Regions from separate parts of the Homo sapiens genome. Here region 1 is linked to region 2. Evidence: chromatin contacts called from ENCODE Hi-C or POLR2A ChIA-PET data. All regions are on one chromosome and are shown on one strand. Each heading gives the region's core, a stretch centred on a gene start or an enhancer-like site at or near the end of the contact. The rest is flanking DNA. Distances are from core to core; before and after follow the strand shown.

Region 1 (4,815 bases), core at 785-3,284, 140 kb after region 2:
GGCACAGTTCTGTCCCAATGGTAATCCTGTTTATGGGGTCTGTGGGCTCCATTTCTTAACTAGCTTGTGGCAGTTATCACTTTGCCAGGCACATAGAGGGTGTGCAGAGAATTCTTGCCAATGGGGAGGGCTGCACACCGCTCGGCTGTGGGGTTGCGTCAGTGACGGAACAGGAAAAGGGAAGGGGAATCACCCTATTTTCTGGAACATAACCCACCAGGAGGACTTTGCTGAGTGTATATTTGGGTGCAGAATCTTTAGCAAAATAATATGGAATGATACATTTCATATGCTATAACCAGGTTCTCTCTGAATGAAACAACGCCCCCTGACACCCTCTCACTGTTTCCCTAAGGATTTTCCTGGTGTGTGGGTTGGAGTATAACACAATTTGGGAGCCCTTCCAGATTTTCCATCTCAGCAAGCATGTATATGTACTCACGAACACTAGCAAGAAAAAGACAAAAAAAAAAAAAACTCCACACTTTTTAAAGGAAAAAATGAGAGCTCTTATTTTTCTTTGTTCTCAGGAACCCAATTCTGGGTAAAGCAAATTTGCTGTGAATATGGAAGCAGCATAATCAGTGCCTTGGACATTGGCTCATGTGACTGTAACTGAGGGGTGGGCCTCTGCCCTGCTATGAGGGGAAAGCCTTCCTTCTGGTGCCACTGGGTTACAGGAAAAATATGCTTGAGGTCCAAGGGGAGCATGTATCCAGGCACAGATGGTACGTGACGTGGCAGATCTTGGCTGGAGAAACTCCAGCCAGTTTTAGTTCTGCTGGTGGGGACTCCAGGAAAATCCAAGCTCCTACTTTGCCAATCCAGGAGGTATCATCACAGCCTTTGCTTCTGAATTAAGCCATGAAGCTTCCTGGAATGGGAAATACCTCATCAAGAGAATATCGACCTAAAAGCAAGGCAACCAGTCTCCTCCAAAAAATAAAAATTTTAAACAATAAAGCCCAGGGAGTTGATATTTTCCCATTCTTTACCCTCTGAAGTGGTAGAAAAGACAACTGGTTTACAACCATCTTTGCTTTCCATGTCTGATGCTGCAGCTGCTGCCATGGAAGCTGAAATGTAAAAGATAATAATTCCCTACTAAACCTACAAAAGCCTTTCACAAGCTTCCTTCTGCTTCAGTATTCTCTCAAAGCATCTCAAAAGAGAGCAACTTCAACAAGATTTTTTTGAAACAGAAAAACAGCCAGGTACCCCAACAGGGGAAGGGGCCTGGAGGTGCAATCCTGACATCTGAGTCCAGGTTTTGCTACTAACCAGCAAATCACTTTACATCTGTGAGCTTCACTGCTCTCATCCATTAAATGGGATGACAATCTTACAGCATTGCTGTGAGATGCTGTTCATCTTTATCACCTTTGAAGTTTAATGAAAGTGCTAGCTATTATTAATGATGCTGAAACAACCACTACTCGTTTAAATGTCATCTCCTTTTCATTTCAGGGATTCTTTTCCCTGCTGCATCTGCCTGCTTATCAGAGGCTCCTGGGATTCTGAGAGTGATCTTCTACAGGAAGCCGTTGAGAAGGGCATTGGGTCTTTTGTTACCAGGCACAATGAAGGCAAGTTGTTTTTGAGATTTTAGCTTCGAAAATGTGGTCAAAAAGTGCTCAGTTTGGGGCCAATTCAGGAGCTTCGTTTTTGGTTTCTCATTTGGGGAAGCTCCTTGAGGGTGGAGGTGCCGTCTGTTTTGATCATGGCTCCATTTGCCTGCTGATGCTCAGGAAACGTCGGGTGGTGAATAAATGTAGGGCACTGGGGAGCCTGGAAGAAATTCAAGGCATCTCTTCCTGTATCCATGAGTTTATTATTGAATCCACTTTAAACAAGACCAGTCTCTATTTAGGCTCTCTTTCTATAATGAATATTTCCTCAAGAATAGCTTATTTTCACATAAAGTTTCCACCTGCCCTCTTTTCAATTAGAGCTGTGGAAAAACTGAAACACAACACAGCAACAACAAAACCCCGAGTGGTGAAAAATGCCGACTAAGGCCCTGCCACATGACCAGGGTTGAAGTCCTGGAGCTGCTATCAGTTGGATGACCTTGGACAAGTTAATGCACCTCCCTGAGACTTAGTTTCCTTATCTATAAAATAGAAATAATATGAGTACCTGCCATTTGGAGAACATTTGAAGGTCAAAATGTGAAACTTAATATCAAGTTCTTTAAATAGTGTCTGGCATGTGACTAAGGATCTACAAATTATTATCATGAGGGCAATGTCTAGACTTTTAAGACAAGCTGCCTCTGTCTCCAGGCTGTGGGAACACTGCATTTCAGGGCCTTTGGAAGTCTTGGAACTCCAGGAACAGATCCCAAGCCAGGCTAATCTGCTTCTGTTGGGAACAGGGACGGCCCACAGTGGATGCTGCTGGTGGAAATAGGCTCCTGACCCAAATCTACCCCAAGCCATCTTCAACTCCCTTGTAGATGTCCCTGGAGAACTTCTCAATTAGCATGTCCAAGTTTGACCCAAGTACTGTCAGAGTTCCTATCTTGGTCAGCAATGATATCATCCCTATTGTTCACCCCTGTCGGAAGCATGAGCCCCTTTCTAGCCTCCTCCCTCTCGCTCCGAGCCAGGAGGTCATCAAGACCTCCTGAATCCATCTCCTTGCCACATCGAGAAGCCTAGAAGCCAACCCCTCCTCCTATGTTCCTCTGTTGAGCAGGCTTTCTCGTCCCTCACACTGTGAGCTGGTCTCCTTATCTTTAGTCTCACAATCTGGTGCTATTAGAAAGTCAGTCCTTCCTCCTGCTCACAGCTATGGAATTAGTCATCTTAAGTAACAGATACGACCCCGCCCACTCTTCTCAAAGTCCTCATGTGGCCCTTCCTGGTCCAGGATAAAGGGCACAGCCCTCATTGTTGTGTGTGGGTCCCAGGAGCTCTGGCCCTGCTCTGCTAGCCTTCCAGCCTCTTTCCCACCACACCCCTCCCACCCTCTGCTCTGCCAGCAGAGGACACCCCTGTACCTGTCACTAAGCATACCGGCTCCCCTTCATGGAACGCCATACCTGATCAACTTTCCCTCCTTTACTTAGGCTCATTTGATTGTCACTTCCTCTGAGCCTCTTCTGCAGGCCTGAGGTCCTGACCCTCTCCTTCTCACCCTGGTATTTGGGATGATCACTCTTCGTTCTCATACTGCTCTGAGCTAGAGACCTTATTGCACGGCATGGTCATTGTGGACTCGCTTTTCCTCTCCCCAGCTGCACTGTGACTCATATAGTAATTGCCAGGATAATCTCTCGTTTATCAAAAGCCATGGTATCCAGGGCAGAGCTTGGAACAAAGCACGTAATCACAAAAGGCTTAATAAATGGATGAAAATCACTAATTAATCAAGTGTCAGGTATGGCTCTTTCCTCCAAGAAATCAATATGAAACAATTAGAGAACATGTAAAATCGTCTGCCTAGCATGCTATGAACGCAGCAGCTACGTGGGCCACTCTCTAAGTCACCTTCTAAGTGAGGCTTTCGCTAATCATCTTACTTAACATGCCCTCCCCCTGCACCCCTCATTCCCCCTTTCTGTTTTCTTTCTTTCCAAAGCCCTTATCATCATGTAATGTAGTGTGCATTGTACTCCTTATTTTCTTATTTCTTTCTTTATCCCTCTAACTAGAATGTAAGCCTTATAAAGACAGGAATTTTGCCTGTTGTGTTCATTGTTGTACCTAGAATGGTACCTGACACACTGTAGGTGCTCAATAATGCTATATGAAGGAAAAAAAGAAAGAAAGAGAGAGAGAGAGAGAGAGAGAGAAATAGAAAGATAAAGAAAGAGAGTGAGAGAAAGAAAGCAAAAGAGAGAAAGAGAAAGAAAGGAAGAAAGACACTAATGAACTATTTGTGTTGTGGCTGACAGGTTTGTTAGAAAAGGGAGCAATTGTTTTAACCTAAAGGCTCCTGACTCTTTTGAAGTTCAAGGTCCATTAATCCAATTTTAATTGTTTATATTTATCAAAAAGAACACCTTTGTTGGTGAAATTATCTACTTATATTAGTTTCAGGATAAGCTGATAGACGGGTCAAATGCTATTCATATAAAATTAAAATATCAAACCAAGTTGTTCCGGAGACAGGTAATAATAACAAGAAGAATCAATAACATGGCCAAATATTGTATAGCTTTTACCTTGTCCTAGGCACTGTTCCAAGTCTATATGAACCTATGTGAACTGATTTAGTCATCACTCGAATCCTATGAATCAGTATTATCACTATCTCCATTTAACAGAGAAAAACACTGAGGTGCAGAGATGTTAAGTAATTCACTGCATGTCACAGAGTTGCAATGGGTGTAATCAATGATTCAAGCTAGATTCGAGAAAATACAATAGTTGAGACAAAAAACTTAGATTCAAGTCTTGCTTCTTAACAGTTGAGTCTCTTGGGCAAGCAACTTTATCTTCCAAAGATCAGTAACCTCAAGTACAAAATGATGATGGTTGTATGCATTCCCACGATTGTTGAAAGACTGAAGAACAATTATATAGGAAAGTGCTATCAAAATGTGAGTTAATATTACTCAGTGGATTTTTCTCATTATTGCTTCCCTTCCATTCCAAGAAATAGACACTACTGTCATTTGCCATTAATTAAGGAGGCCCTGGGTGTGTTTTCCAAGAATTGTTATGAGTTGTCTGTCATGCTCCAAAGTAGTCTGTGGCTCAAGAGTGAAAAAACCTTTTTTTCTGAAAGGTAGAGGTCATCTTCTCAGGCCACAACCAGGGCAAATGCTCCCAGATCCCTTCATTATAACAGGGAAAGAGTATGACA
Region 2 (4,386 bases), core at 1,747-4,246:
CTGAAACCTGAATGCTTAAAAAACAAAATAAGTAATATGACAAAAAATAACATGAAATATGAAAATTGATATACCAAAATTGGGAAAAAATTAAATGGCTATGTCAGACAAAATGATGAATTTCCATAAATGATAAAAAAGAGACAAAAAATATAGTCAAAGAATAAATTAGGCAATCATAGAAGAGAAAGCTCTAATTGTCAATTATTATATTTAAAATCACTCAATTTTCAAAGGTTTTCACATCTCTCATCAGATTTATTCCAAGTATTTCATATTTTTGATGGTATTTTAAATTTCTTGGGCATTTAAAATAATTCAAAAATGAGACTTTTCATCTGAAAAAGTCTTTAAACTTGTAAATCCACATGGATATTAATTTTTAAGACATCAAGATTATAGTGACAGGAAATTTTACATGGTTGGTTTATTACAGATGATTTACTGAGGAATAAAATCCTTAATGTGTAGGTAACACAGGCAAAATTATTCAGCAAAAACATAAATCTTTTTTGTCATACTCACAAAGAGTTGTTGGCTTAGTCTTTCTTTTCCAGTAAATTAAGGAATTCTCCACCAGATCTGCTGAGATACGTAGCATCTCAGTATCCTTGATCTATCCAGATACGTAGTATCCTACTGGATACCTAGGTATCCAGTGGACATGCTGAAGTAACATCCTGGAAACACAAGAAAGTTGACTTTTCTCTCCATTCCAAAATATCTTCCATAAAAGCCTATTGGCAGATGACCCTCAACTTCACTGAGACTCAGTTTCTCATTTGCAAAAAGGGAATGGTAACAACCTGATATGTCTTTTGTGAGGCGTAAGTCGGTGATACAATGTCTGAGTCGTATGGCACTTTAGATGATAAAATACGGAAAACAGTACTTTTCTGCTAGATGCTGGTGAATTTTCTTTTAATAAGACATCCGTGAGAAGGAGAAAACCTCCAAAGCTCATGATGGTTTGGCTACCTACTCAGAGAAACTTGGACATAATCAGTATGAGGAACTAATGAGAACAGGAAAGGCTTACTGTGCTTATATCACGTAACATCTACGTGTCATCAAATCCATTGACAGGGCTTTTTCAGCATAAACTTTGTCAGTCTCTTAATCTTGGCTCTTCTACATCAATTTAATAGGGTTGTCTTAAAAACAAACAAATGACAACAACGAAAAAGCCACAACAGATGGTTTATGAAATTGCAGAAGGCTGGAGCAGAAAGAGAGCCATAGAAACAATCTGACCACATTCATCCATTGTAAATGTCACCTATAGCTTCCCTGTCAGGATTACCAAGGATCTCTGTTGATTACTTCCAGTGATAAGAAGTCACTTATGAGACAGGTCATTTTATTTTAATTATCAGTTAAATAATCATTCAACTGAAATCTCCTTAATTTTCCACTCTATGGAGCTACCTAGAAAGCATCAAATTTTACTTTCTCTTGGCAGTTCCCTTATACTTGAAAACGGAATTAGGGTCCCCATTCAGTTTTCTTTCTTCAGTTAAATGTCTCCTTTTCTTTCAGTGTTATCTCCTCATTTGAAGTAGTTTTCTGGTTTTATAATACTTAACATACTAGTTGCTCTTCTCTGGATAAATTCCAAATTGTCAATTTCACTTTTAAACTTTTATGCTCAGAACTGAGTAGGATATAGCTGCTGTACTCGATGCAGAAAACTCATGCAAAAAGTAGCAGTTTTTCTCCAGTGGTTATGCTCAACTGTTTTAATATACTGCTTTGTCACACAGTCATGCCTGGGGCAGTTCAAGATCCTTCAGATCAAGACCTGGGCTCTTCTAGGAAGTAAAATACAAAGGTTTTACTGCAGAGGATACCTCTGACAGAAGTCTGTCTTTCTCTCCCTCCTTTGTATTTTAAGTTGCATTTTGTAGATAACTAAGTCAAAGCACTATTCAGCCCCTGAATAATAGAAGCAAGCCCTCTAAATAATAGAATGCATTAAATAAGAATTCCAAACATTTTATACATATGACACTTGGAAAGAGTTTTCCTGAAAGTAGCCTGAACTGTTAAAAACCTTGGTTCTAGCCATAATATTGATGATCTGTTTGAACTCCTGAGTCATACAATCTCTCATGTAGGTTAGGCTGCTAATATAATACCTTATGGCATCTAACAATGACAAAAATCATTTTGCAGTTGAGTCAAGCTTAACCATACCATGGGCAGGTAAGTTTTTATTTAAAAAAAATTTCCTACTTGAGTGCCCATCAATTCCTCTCTGCCTGGGTTATATTTGTCTCTTTATATTTTTCAATATAGTTCCCAAGAGAAAATTGATCTTATTTCCAGTTCCTAATGAAAATATGAGATTTTAAAAAACTGTAATGAAAGGTTTCAATTTATAGAGGGTGTGTTCTCTTCCTCAATCTGGAATATCTGCAATACCTTCCCTCAAGTGAAATGTTCAGCTTATTTAGAGGATATCAGGATGGTTTGCTATTTCCTGTGCCTCATGACTGCATACGTATTTGCCATCTGATATTTAATAAAGCCATTCAAGGACCATGACATTTCGTTGGATGGCACAGTAAGGAAAGAAGTCTGATGAGACCCAAACATGCGTGGCAGGAATTGGAGGAAGGTACAAGGAAAGTATCTTTGCTTTTGCATTTGGGAGATTCAAAGAAGCAGGTTTTTTGTTTGTTTCTTAGAAAACAACAAAGTTGTCTCTCCCCCCTACTACACAGAACCACTTTCAGAGAAGACTTTCAAAAGCTTCGACAACAACAAAAAACTAAACTAAAACTAAACAAAGGCTCCCCGGCTACTAGAACAGGGTTTGCTTCATCTTCAAGCTGTTCTTTCACAGCCATGTCCTAGTTATGACAGTGTGGGAAGTCGGAATGACAACCACCAAACCAAACTGGTCTCTGTCTTCACCTTCTCACAGAAAAAAAAAAAAAAAGCCCCATCTTGGAATGTGCTCTGAAGATTTTCTCGTCTCACTGTAGCTAGGAAAGAATTCACCCCAGAGGCTAGAGCAACATGCTTGGCTAAGCTTCCCACAAAACCAAGGACTACTTGCCTTAAAGGTTTTCCTTTCATTGGAATCGCTTATGCATATGTCATCACTGACTCATATCTCATAAACATGATTTACAAAAAAAGCTTGTCAGCTGGGTTTTATTAAATAGTAAATTAAAAAAAAAAACCTGCATCCAGAATATCCAACAAGCTCAACACCCACAAATTCACTGGCTCATCTTCCAGCATCATGTGGTGGTTGATAAGTCTGAAGAACACACACACACCTCATCAGCTCCCATCAAACTCTCTCTGCACCCACGGGAAAAGCTCCACATTCATAGAATTCCTCCCACACATGCCTGCACCCCATCAGCACAAGCAAAGATGAGGATTTACTCTGTGAGTCCAAAGAAAATAAATTGCTCCATTTATACATGACACATGAAAGAAAAAGTCATGCTTATGTCAAGCTAGAAATACACTTTTTAAAAGACAAAATTGTTACTTAAAAAAGGAAAAGTGCTTTGGCTCTGGAATGCCTGGTGGGTGCAATAATTCAATTAAAATTCATTGTTCTGACTCTGGCAAGTATTCATTTGTTCACCAATATTTTAGAGAGATCTATTCTCATTGGTTCTTCGAGTTCATGGAAAGCTTCATGTCATCTTATTGGATTGTCTTGTATTTTAAATGATTACTATATAGGCATCCTGGGAAGATGGAAAGACATTAAAAACCCTAAATCCTAGGCACATCTTCTATCTACTTTACAAAATAGTGTGTATGAAATAATTCAACAGAAGCCAAGGGTATGGAATCCTTAGTAAAACCTGAAATAAGTGAACAAAATTATGCCTTTCAGATTCTGGAAGGCATTTATATACCTTTCCACACCAGTAGTCTGGATTTAAACTGTGATGATAGGAGATCTAGGATTTATAATGAGACCAGTTTAAGTTATTGTGCTCATGATGTATTTTATTAGAGTAGCACTACTGATGACAAACATCTTTTAAAAATGGATAAAGGCAGCAACATGACAGAAGTTTGTTTTCAGCTCATATAAGCCTTAAGAATTGTTTTCTTCATTAGTGCATGACTTTCCTTCCAGTTGTGATTCTGGGACCTAGTCTTCTGTCATACTGTGGCTCTGATATCTTCAATATATGTTTTCCAAAACAAATTATCCAAGGCATCTGGGTGAATCTGAAACTAAAGGAAAGAGCATAGGAAATGACATGTAATCGACTATTGTGGACCACCATGGAAGTAGCACTTGCCACTTCTGTACACATCTCATTGGCCGGGACTCAGTCATGTAACCTCACCTAACTTCAGGGAACATTGAAAATGTCTCCTAGTTGTGTGCTCAGGAGAAAA

Evidence for each region. Hi-C counts contacts between places; a loop is a spot of excess contacts on that map. ChIA-PET counts read pairs that join two places held with the same protein, here RNA polymerase II (POLR2A).
Region 1: POLR2A ChIA-PET joins it to region 2 with 11 read pairs in BJ. The contact joins two enhancer-like sites. A Hi-C loop is called at or near these places in 1 of 168 maps with a recorded cell type or tissue (sigmoid colon). POLR2A ChIA-PET finds 5 or more read pairs at or near these places in 5 of 52 experiments (AG04450, BJ, H1 and 2 more).

The regions. Positions count from the first base shown.
Region 1 is chr2:12,672,762-12,677,576 of GRCh38, forward strand. No RefSeq gene overlaps it. Among named protein-coding and RNA genes, the nearest start is that of TRIB2, 42 kb to the right of the region's middle. Within about 2 kb of position 2,035, at least 5 of the 41 ENCODE cell types and tissues checked have a DNase peak (open chromatin) inside an H3K27ac peak, as active enhancers do.
Region 2 is chr2:12,531,760-12,536,145 of GRCh38, forward strand. All of the region lies in intron 4 of MIR3681HG (MIR3681 host gene), which reads left to right. Among named protein-coding and RNA genes, the nearest start is that of TRIB2, 180 kb to the right of the region's middle. Within about 2 kb of position 2,997, at least 7 of the 41 ENCODE cell types and tissues checked have a DNase peak (open chromatin) inside an H3K27ac peak, as active enhancers do.